Regions from separate parts of the Homo sapiens genome. Here region 1 is linked to region 2. The links are chromatin contacts, found by POLR2A ChIA-PET in ENCODE. All regions are on one chromosome and are shown on one strand. Each heading gives the region's core, a stretch centred on a gene start or an enhancer-like site at or near the end of the contact. The rest is flanking DNA. Distances are from core to core; before and after follow the strand shown. Region 1 overlaps NFX1 (nuclear transcription factor, X-box binding 1). Region 2 overlaps B4GALT1-AS1 (B4GALT1 antisense RNA 1).

What was found. ChIA-PET counts read pairs that join two places held with the same protein, here RNA polymerase II (POLR2A).
Region 1: POLR2A ChIA-PET joins it to region 2 with 11 read pairs in A673. The contact joins two enhancer-like sites. POLR2A ChIA-PET finds 5 or more read pairs at or near these places in 4 of 52 experiments (A673, AG04449, H1 and 1 more).

What each region holds. Positions count from the first base shown.
Region 1 is chr9:33,318,413-33,323,082 of GRCh38, reverse strand. NFX1 (nuclear transcription factor, X-box binding 1) reads right to left here. Exons shown (of 24, transcript NM_002504.6): 8 at 4,253-4,352; 9 at 3,956-4,173. Among named protein-coding and RNA genes, the nearest start is that of NFX1, 30 kb to the right of the region's middle. Within about 2 kb of position 2,027, at least 6 of the 41 ENCODE cell types and tissues checked have a DNase peak (open chromatin) inside an H3K27ac peak, as active enhancers do.
Region 2 is chr9:33,178,780-33,183,409 of GRCh38, reverse strand. It overlaps B4GALT1-AS1 (B4GALT1 antisense RNA 1), which reads right to left. Exons shown (of 3, transcript NR_108110.1): 3 at 3,427-4,085. It also overlaps a transcript of B4GALT1 not described here. Among named protein-coding and RNA genes, the nearest start is that of B4GALT1, 14 kb to the right of the region's middle. Within about 2 kb of position 2,414, at least 2 of the 41 ENCODE cell types and tissues checked have a DNase peak (open chromatin) inside an H3K27ac peak, as active enhancers do.

The DNA of each region.
Region 1 (4,670 bases), core at 778-3,277, 140 kb before region 2:
TGCCTTATTTGGATTACGCTCAGTCTCAAGGATCCATTAATTGCAGTTCTATTGTTTTTGACAATGTTCCAGGGCATCAATTGCTCAGCAGTCTGATCCAATTAAATTTGGGAAGGAATAGTCTTTGCTGTAAGTCTTTGAGATTTGTTCTGACCTGAAGAGGGCTCCTCTTAGCTACCTTTCCCTGATTCTCTCTGATGAACTAGATGGCCTACAGTTTAGTTACTGTTCTTTAAGGTATGTTATCATTTTCTAAAGTGTCCTTAGGCCTGTACTTCCCCACACTGTTTCAAATAAAGTCAGTTCCTTTGGAGAGTACCTCGGAGCTCTCTTTTGTTATGAACTGTCTCTCGCCCTGGGAAAGGTCTCTGAGGCACTACTCTGGGTGCTGGGTGGGATAGTAGCCTCTTGCCTTCTTGGCTTGCTTCTCTCAGTGGAACCTCTGCCCTACGAGTGAGCTGGGGTGAGGACGATTAGGGCTCCAGTATTCTGCTGCAAATGGGATGAAGCCTCCATTCTGTAAGTGGGAGCTTGGTGGAGAAAGGGAGCCCTAACTGCTCAGCTGCACTCACCAGAATTTCAGCCTCTTCAACTTGGAGTTGGAGGGGTAGAGAAATGTTGACAATGTGGCCTTCCCAGTGAGATATGGTAAACCTGACTGGGAGCTGAGGGGAGAAGAAGCCCCATCTTCTTGTCCACACTTATCCTGAGTGGAGATCTGTCAAGCTGAGCTGAGGGGAGGAGGAAGGAACTAGCTAGGGCTCAATGCCACAGACTCTTGCTGTTGTTTACCAGAGTTTTAGAAGATTTTGTTGAATAAATATGTCTTCATTTGAGGTATGCTCTTAGGGCAATTTCTAGAGACTTTTTTTTTTTTTTTTCGAGATGGAGTCTCACTCTGTCACCTAGGCTGGAGTGCAGTGGCATGATCTGAGTTCACTGCAACTACTGCCCCCCAGGTTCAAGCAATTCCCCTGCCTCAGCCTCCCGAGTAGCTGGGATTGCAGGCATGTGCCACCATGCCTGGCTAATTTTTGTATTTTTAGTAGAGACGGGGTTTCATCATGTTGGCCAGGCTAGTCCTGAACTCCTGACCTCAAGTGATCTGCCCACCTCAGCATCCCAAAGTGTGGGGGATTACAGATGTGAACCACTGCACCCAGCCTCCAGAAACTTTAAATGGTTGATTTTTTTTTTTTTTTTTGAGACAGGGTCTCACTCTGTCAGCCTAGCTGGAGTGCAGTGCTGCATTCATGGCTCACTGCAGCCTCAACATCCCAGGGTCAAATGATCCTTTTGCCTCAGCCTCCCAAGTAGCTGGGACCACAGGCACGTGCCGCCATACCCAGGTAAATAAAAAATGTTTTTTGGTACATACAGGGTCTTGCCATGTTGCCCAGGCTGGTCTCAAAGTCCTGGACTCAAGCAGTTCTCCCACCTTGGCCTCCCAAAGTGCTGAGATTATAGGTATGAGCCACCATGCCCAGCCTTGATGGTTGCTTTTTTATAGTTTTCCCTAGCTTTGTTTGCTTTACTGGGAAGCAGATCTATGGGAGCTCTTCATGCTACCATCTTTAAAGTAGAACTCTATCCAGTCTCTTATACTGAAGCTGTGTCTCTGGGATGGAAATTTCCTACTGAGTGAGATACAAAAGACCTAAGCGAGCTTTCTATAGATAAGCTAGGTCTGAACAAACCTGACAGTCATTGTTATCGCTAGCCACACGCTTGTCTCTGAGCTTCTCAGTCAACTCAGCCTATTTCCTTAAAGGTTTTCCATGATACCTGCTGAGGTATAGCAGGTACCCTCTTATCCCTTAACCTGGTCTTGTCCCATCCCAAGGTCTGTTACTGCCAGTTACTACCCTTCTCTTGCTCAAGTCCCTTTGCATTACCCATTTCACATTTCCTTCTTCTCTCATCACCAACAGGATACATGAGTGCCAGGGTAGGATTTCTGGTCATTATATGTGAAATTCTTATAAAACTGACTCATGTGCTTTCCGAAAGGGGATTTGATTTACTAGTCATTTGATCTCCATATCATAAACACATTTTCATGGCAAGCAGAGAACCAACAGATGACTGGCTTTCCTAATGCAGCTGGAATGTATATTAAAATACAAGAAGACAGCACTTCTCCTCTATACACAATTTTAAGGTCAGATTGAGAAAAAGGATTAAGTAGGGTGTTCCCACTGATTCACGCTGGCACTTGAAAGAAATGTGAACTCTCTCCTTTTGATGAAATGGAAACCAAACCTAAAGATTCTAGCTTTACCTCACAAGATACATGGTTAGTTTTAGAAATAATTTTCCTATTCAATCTCAGTTGCCTACTTTCCATTTTTTTCTAAATGCATGGCCTTTCAACACCCACTCAGGAGAGAAGTTGCCAAGTCATTGCAAAACTGCAGACATACATTCCCAAAAGACTGAGTCAGATAGGCTCAGTATAGTATTACTTTGTATCTAATTCCAATGAGCTTTTTCTGGTTTCTATATTCAAGTAATCAGAAGCCACAAATCAGAAGAAAGGGGGAATTACTAAAAGTAGACAGGCAAGCATACTAAAAGCACTGATAAGAATATAAACAACAAAAAGCTTCAACAAGCAGATACAACAATTCAAACTGCTCATTGGTATGGGGCATCAGTCTGAGAAACCTCAGCAGGCCAAGGGCACCACTGCATTCAGTGTAATACAGTAACTGGAGTTCATAAAAATGATGACTCTGGGTCAATGAGAGAAAAATTACAACACCTTCAGTAAACTCTGTTTAAACATGAAATGTAAATTTTAGAAAAATATTCATCCAGCCGGGCATGGTGGCTCACACCTATAATCCCAGCACTTTGGGAGGCCAAGGCGGGCAGATCACCCAAGGTCAGGAGTTCAAGACCAGCTTGGCCAACATGGTGAAACCCCGTCTCTACAAAAATACAAAAAAAAATTAGCTGGGCATGATTGCAGGTGCCTGTAATCCCAGCTACTCGGGAGGCCAAGGCAGGAGAATTGCTTGAACCCAGGAGGTAGAGGTTGCAGTGAGCCAAAATCACGCCACTGCACTCTAGCCTGGGCAACAGAGCGAGACTCTGTCTCAAAAAAAAAAAAAAGAAAAGAAAAGAAAAGAAAAATATTCATCCAAAATGATGTTCAATAGGTGCTATCCTCGTATCCTCAGCTAGATGGGAAACTTAGCTACAGAGGCTGACATTCCTTGAATGATCTAAATGGCTGAGGTTCTATTGTACTTACAATTTTAGTTCTTTGGCCAGGTACAGTGGCTTACACCTGTAATCCCAGCACTTTGGGAACCCAAGGCGGGTGGATCACTTGGTGCCAGGAGTTCGAGACCAGCCTGGTCAACATGGTGAAACCCCGTCTCTATTAAAAATACAAAAATTAGCCGGGCGTGGTGGTGTGCGCCTGTAGTCCCAGCTACTTGGGAGGCTGAGACACAAGAATCATTTGAGCCCAGGAGTCAGAGGCTGCAGTGAGCTGAGATCCTACCACTGCACTCGAGCTGGGGCGACAGAGCGAGACTCTGTCTCCAAACCAGACTCTGTCTCACCCACAATTATTTTAGCATGTTCCTATTATGTGAAAAGGGTTTTCAACACTTGCTGAACCCTGGATTGGTATAAATACATATAGTGTTCATTACAGTACAGGCTCCTAAGAGAAATCATAACCCCTATGGAACAGTAACTCACCACAGTTGTCCAGAGTTAACAATAAAATACCTGAATCAGAGAGATCATTTGGGCAAATGTATGGGTTTTCACAAGTATATGTTGAGGAGGAAAGAAAACGTACCTACATAAATATGATCATAATATTTAGAAACCTCTGATATTGTAACTAGCACTTACTTCTACATTGCTTAAACACTCACTGCTGCCAACCATTTACAATAATATTTTTAAAGCCAACTTTACGCTTACTAGTTACCTAAGGAACCACAAGGCAGAGGCTTGCCGCACACTTTTCCACATGAAGGCACAGGGTCCATGCATGTTTTCCGACTACTACTTCCAAGTTCTAGCAATTGGCTGAGAGGAGTTTGGCCACAGGGGCAACAGCGCACCAGCTGGGGGAGCCGTGGGCATTGCTGGCAGGGCTGAGGGTGGCACACTTGCGAACATGTATGGTTACCGCATTTCAAGTCCCTGTTAAGAAAACACACTATTACATAATTGTTGCATAAAGTGCAGCTTTAGTTCAACTGAAGAAAACGTAAAACCTTACTTGCCACATATCTTTAAACAGCTGAAATCCCCAAATCCATCAGACTTTCCTACATCGGTTCCACATAACACATCTCGGGAGGTGCTGCCGCAATAGCATACTTGAAGAGAAAATTTCAAAAACAAAACGTTAGTAACATGTATGGGTTCTTAAAATGTCACAAATAATCTATAAGAAAATACAAAATGCGGGCCTGGCACAGTCGCTCATGCCTGTAATCTGGGAGGCCAAATAGAGTACTGATCAGACCTATGCAGAAATGAGTATAGTTCATACAGCAGCTCTAAGACCCGCCTAAGAGCTTTACCATAGGAAGAAATTAAAAAAGCCTTGTTAAACTATTAATATCTCATAGTGCCTCTGCAGCACATTCCAAGAACAGCATCAGAGTGAAGCAACCTCTAAATTAAGAGAACAC
Region 2 (4,630 bases), core at 1,165-3,664:
TCCAGTCTATCATTGTTGGACATTTGGGTTGGTTCCAAGTCTTTGCTATTGTGAATAGTGCCGCAATAAACATACGTGTGCATGTGTCTTTATAGCAGCATGATTTATAGTCCTTTGGGTATCATCCTATGTTTTTTTTATTTGATAACCAAAACAGCTACTAATGGGTAGCTATCTAATGAGCAGGCAATATACACAGTATGGATAAGCTGGAAAAAAGGATGATTCATGTCCTGGGTGGGATGGCAAGGGACAGGGCAAGATTTCGTCACACTACTCAGAGCAGTGTGCAATTTAAAACTTATGAATTTTTTATTTCTGAAATTTTCCATTTAATATTTTTAGGCCACGGTTAACCTCCAGTAACTGAGACATCGGAAAGCGATGGATAAGCGGGTACTACTGTACATGTTATCTGAATTTTCCTTTAATCCTGCAGGAGGTGGAGGGAAGTTGGGGGTATAGATGAAATAAACATGGCTAAATGTTGATTTTTTTTTTAAGTGGGGTGATGGGAACTTGGAGACTTACACTATTTTCTCTATTTTTGTATATTTTTAAAATTTTCCACAATAAAAATTATAAGGAATGGCTGAAGACATTGTAAGAGATCATCTCGCTTGTCAAAATAAGTTAGTTTCCTAGCCAAATGAAGTAAATCCAAGGCACTAAGAGAATTTCCAAATGAAATTGCTCAATCCTTGTCAGAGACTTTTGGAGGATGAATATAGCGGGGAGAAGTTTGGAACATTAGTCCTGTGTAAATGATTTTTTAATTTTGCAAAAGGAGGAGTGGTAATCAGTTTCCTTCTGTTACTTCAAATCAGCTTATGGGGGGAAAAAAGGGAGGAGTAATTCACCAGGTTACATAACTGGTCAGTCCAGGGGGAGTCTGATACAGCATACCAGGGCGTAACCCTCTAGCTTCCTTTTTGGCTTATTTCTCAGATAGGCTCTTTCCATATAATGGCTGTAATGAGATGGACAGCGTACCTCCAAAATTCATTTCTATCCGAAACCTCAGAATTGAGCTTATTTGGAAATAGTCTTTGCAGATGCAATTAGTTAAGCCAAGATGGGGTCATACTGGATTAGGGTGAGCCCAAGTCCAATGACTGGTTTCCTTATAAGAGGAGAGGACACATCAACAGGAGAAAATCATAGGCAGAGAGAAGGCCATGTGAAGATGAGGGCAGAGAATAGAATGATGCTGCTACAAGCCAAGGAATGCCAAGGATGGCTGCGAGCCACCAGAAGCTAGAAGAGGCAAGAAAGAATTCTTTCTTAGAGTTTTCAGAAGGAGCGTATCCAGCCTGGGCAACAGAGTGAGACCTTGTCTCCACAAAAAAAAATTTTTTTAAATTAGCTGGGCATGGTGGCATATGCCTGTGGTCCCAGCTACTAGGAAGGGTGACAGAGTGAAACCCTATCTAAAAAAAAAAAAAAAGAAAGAAAAGAAAAAGAAGAAGAAGCCTGTCCCTGCTGACACCTTGATATTTTGGACTTTTAGCCTCCAGAACTGTAAGAGAATCAATTTCTGTTGTTTGAAGCCACCAAGTCTGGATAATTTGTTAGAGGAGTCCTTGGAAACTAATACAGCACCCTTGCTACTCCAGACTGGCCATTCCAGAGGAAAGGAAAAGCCTTTTACTCAACATTTGCAGCAGAAGTCCTGGGAGAAGAAGGGACATTGCTCATTAGTCCTTCTTGGGCCACATGTTGATCCTTGAACAAATCAACTGTGGCCAGAGGGGTATAGTGCTCTGATTGGCCAGATATAAGTCACCCAGGCCATAGCGACCCCGTAGTTAGCCTGTCCCAACCACATAGGGAAGAGTGGGAGTCTCTAACAGAAGGAGTAATGTTGAAGAGGAGGCACAAAAAATCAATACCTGTCCATTACAGGAAGACGTTGATTCTGCAAACTACACTCTTATCTAAGAATAGTTTGTGTGTGTGTGTGTGTGTGTGTGTGTGTGTGTGTGTAAGACAGGGTCTTGCTCTGTTGCCCAGGCTGGAATGCAGTGGTGCAATCACATCTCACTGCCACCTCAACCTCCTGGGCTTAGGCAATCCTCTCACCTCAGCCTCATGAGTAGTTGTGACTACAGACACATACCACCACCACGCCTGGCTAATTTTTTTTATTTTTAATAGAGACAAGGTCTCACTATGTTGCCCAGGCTAATCTTGAACTCCTGGGCTCAAGCAATGCTCCTGCCTCAGCCTCTTGAAGTGCTGAGATTACAGGCGTGAGCCATTGTGCCTGGCCAAGGATAGACTTTTAAAGATGTAAAGGAAGTGGAGATTTCTCAGAACAAGCCAGAGCAAAGACTATCACATTTCTTTTTTTAACAGGTCCCTAAACTGCCAGATCACAGTGCTGCATTTGATAGTCTGTTGGCAAACTGGGTCGGCCTTTAACAATCTATGGCATGTTATTCCTGTGACTAAAAAGGAAAATATGGGTTGGATGATAGTACAATTAAAGGGAAATTGAACTTTTTTAAATGACTGGAATGAACCTTTGCCATTATACTTGTCACTCAACAGGCAATCCCCCATCTTATTTTGGAAAATTTTCCAGTGTATATAGTACTGGAGGGCTCAATGCCCTAGCTCCCACCATGGAGGCAGAAAGGGGAAGATTCGTTCCTCCCCTACCTAGCAGCTAGGGCTCAAGCATGTGAATTGGCTCGGTCATTCCCACTGCAGACTCTGAATTCTTAGGAGTGACGCTAAGAGGCAGGAATGGTGTCGAAATTATTCATGGAGGCAGCAGCAGCATGAACGGTCCTGTAGCAGTGGTGTTAAATAATCATGGGCAATGGTGGCCACGGCAGAGCAGTGTTATAATTGACTGTTTTAATAGTCAAAAACTCTGGTTGGTACATGGACTTTATTTAAAGGATTCAAGTCAACTTATAGGAATGTTTCCACTGTTCCAGGATGCTGCCTTCAGCCCTGTCTTTTAGTTTAACATGAACATAAAAAAGTGAATGTTGTTTCGGAAGACATTGATGAAAGTATGATATTGGAAATTGCGGAGATGATGGTCCTGCTCTATTCTGTTGCTTAGACCCCGGCTGGAATGCTGCATTCAGTTATGGACCCTACTAAATGCCCAGGTAGTCAAAGCCCAATCAAAGACGAATAATCGGGACAGGGAAGGAACTCAATAAGGAAGCATGAAGAACAATGGAAATGGAGCTGGGCATGGTGGTGTGTGCCTGTAATCCTGGCTACTCGGAAGGCTGAGGTGGGAGGATCACTTGAGCCCAGAGTTCAAGACCAGGCTGGGCAACATAGTGAGACCCCATCTCTTAAAAAAAGAGGTAGAATTGATAGGTAGCCTGGTGAGGAGTTGTCTTCAGGTTGGGAGAAGGTACATGGCTGATCTCTTTAAACAACAGAAAGACCATCACGTGGAAAAGGATTCAGTTTATTCTCTGGCTCCAAGGAACAAACTTGATATTACTGAGGAAGTTATAGACATGGATTTTAGCTTAATGCAGATGCTCCTTTACTTACAACGGGCTTCATCCCAATAAACTCATCGTAAGTTGAAAATATTGTAAGTTGAAAATGCACTTAACATATCTAAGCTCCCAAAGATCACAGTTTAGCCTAGCCTTCCTCAAATATTCTCAGAACATTTACATTAACCTATAGTTGGGCAAAAGCATCTAACACAAAGCCTATTTTAAAAATAGAAGGTTGGTCTTCATATGTTGCTAGCCTGGAAAAGATCAAAATTCAAAATTTGAAATACAGTTTCTATGGAATGCATATTGCTTTTGCACCACTGTAAAATCAAAAAGTTGTAAGTCTAACAGTAAGTCAGGGACTGTTTGTATAAGAAGGCTTAATAGTTGGTTCAGTGATAGCCACAAGGGAGCAGGCTGCCTCATGACATAGCGAGCTCCCTGTCACTGGAGGTGTGCACACAAAGCCAAGAGAACTCTCAGAGAGTGTATGGTGTGTGGAAATCCTCACTGGATGAAGTTAGGGTCGATGTCCTTCCATATTCTCTCTGATGCTGAAATCTGATGAAGTCCATAGCGCAGGTTGGGAAGAACAGGAAACTGGAGGAAAAGAGACCAGATTTATTACAAATTGTGAGCTGTTCTGGAGTACAATTCCCAGCCACCATTCTAGCTCCAGAAAAAGAAAAATTCATGGAGGGTTGCATTATTCCCAATTCTTCACCACTCCCTATATCCAGTCCCTTTGTCATGTGACTTTGAAGTTTCTCCCACTAGAGGCAGAATATGATAATGTTGGGTTGGCCAATCAACTTGTTTTGGCTCATAGAATGTGGGTGGAAGTGACCATTCCAACCACAGGCTTTATGAGATATTGGGGCTTTTTGTTCACCCATCTTGTGCCATGTGAAAAACATGCCCTTGGTGGGCATCACAGAAGAAATAGAGACACATGCCATAGACTAACCTAGCCAACCTGCAGAGCTACTACATCCTTAAGCAGAGCTGTCCCCGCCAATCCATGGACACCTGAGAGAGAAATACATGCTTTATTATTGTATGGCACTTCAATTTGGTCGTTATTTGCTAAGCAGCATTATTATGGCAATAACTAATTAGCAATTAGTTATGGGATATTCCAACAA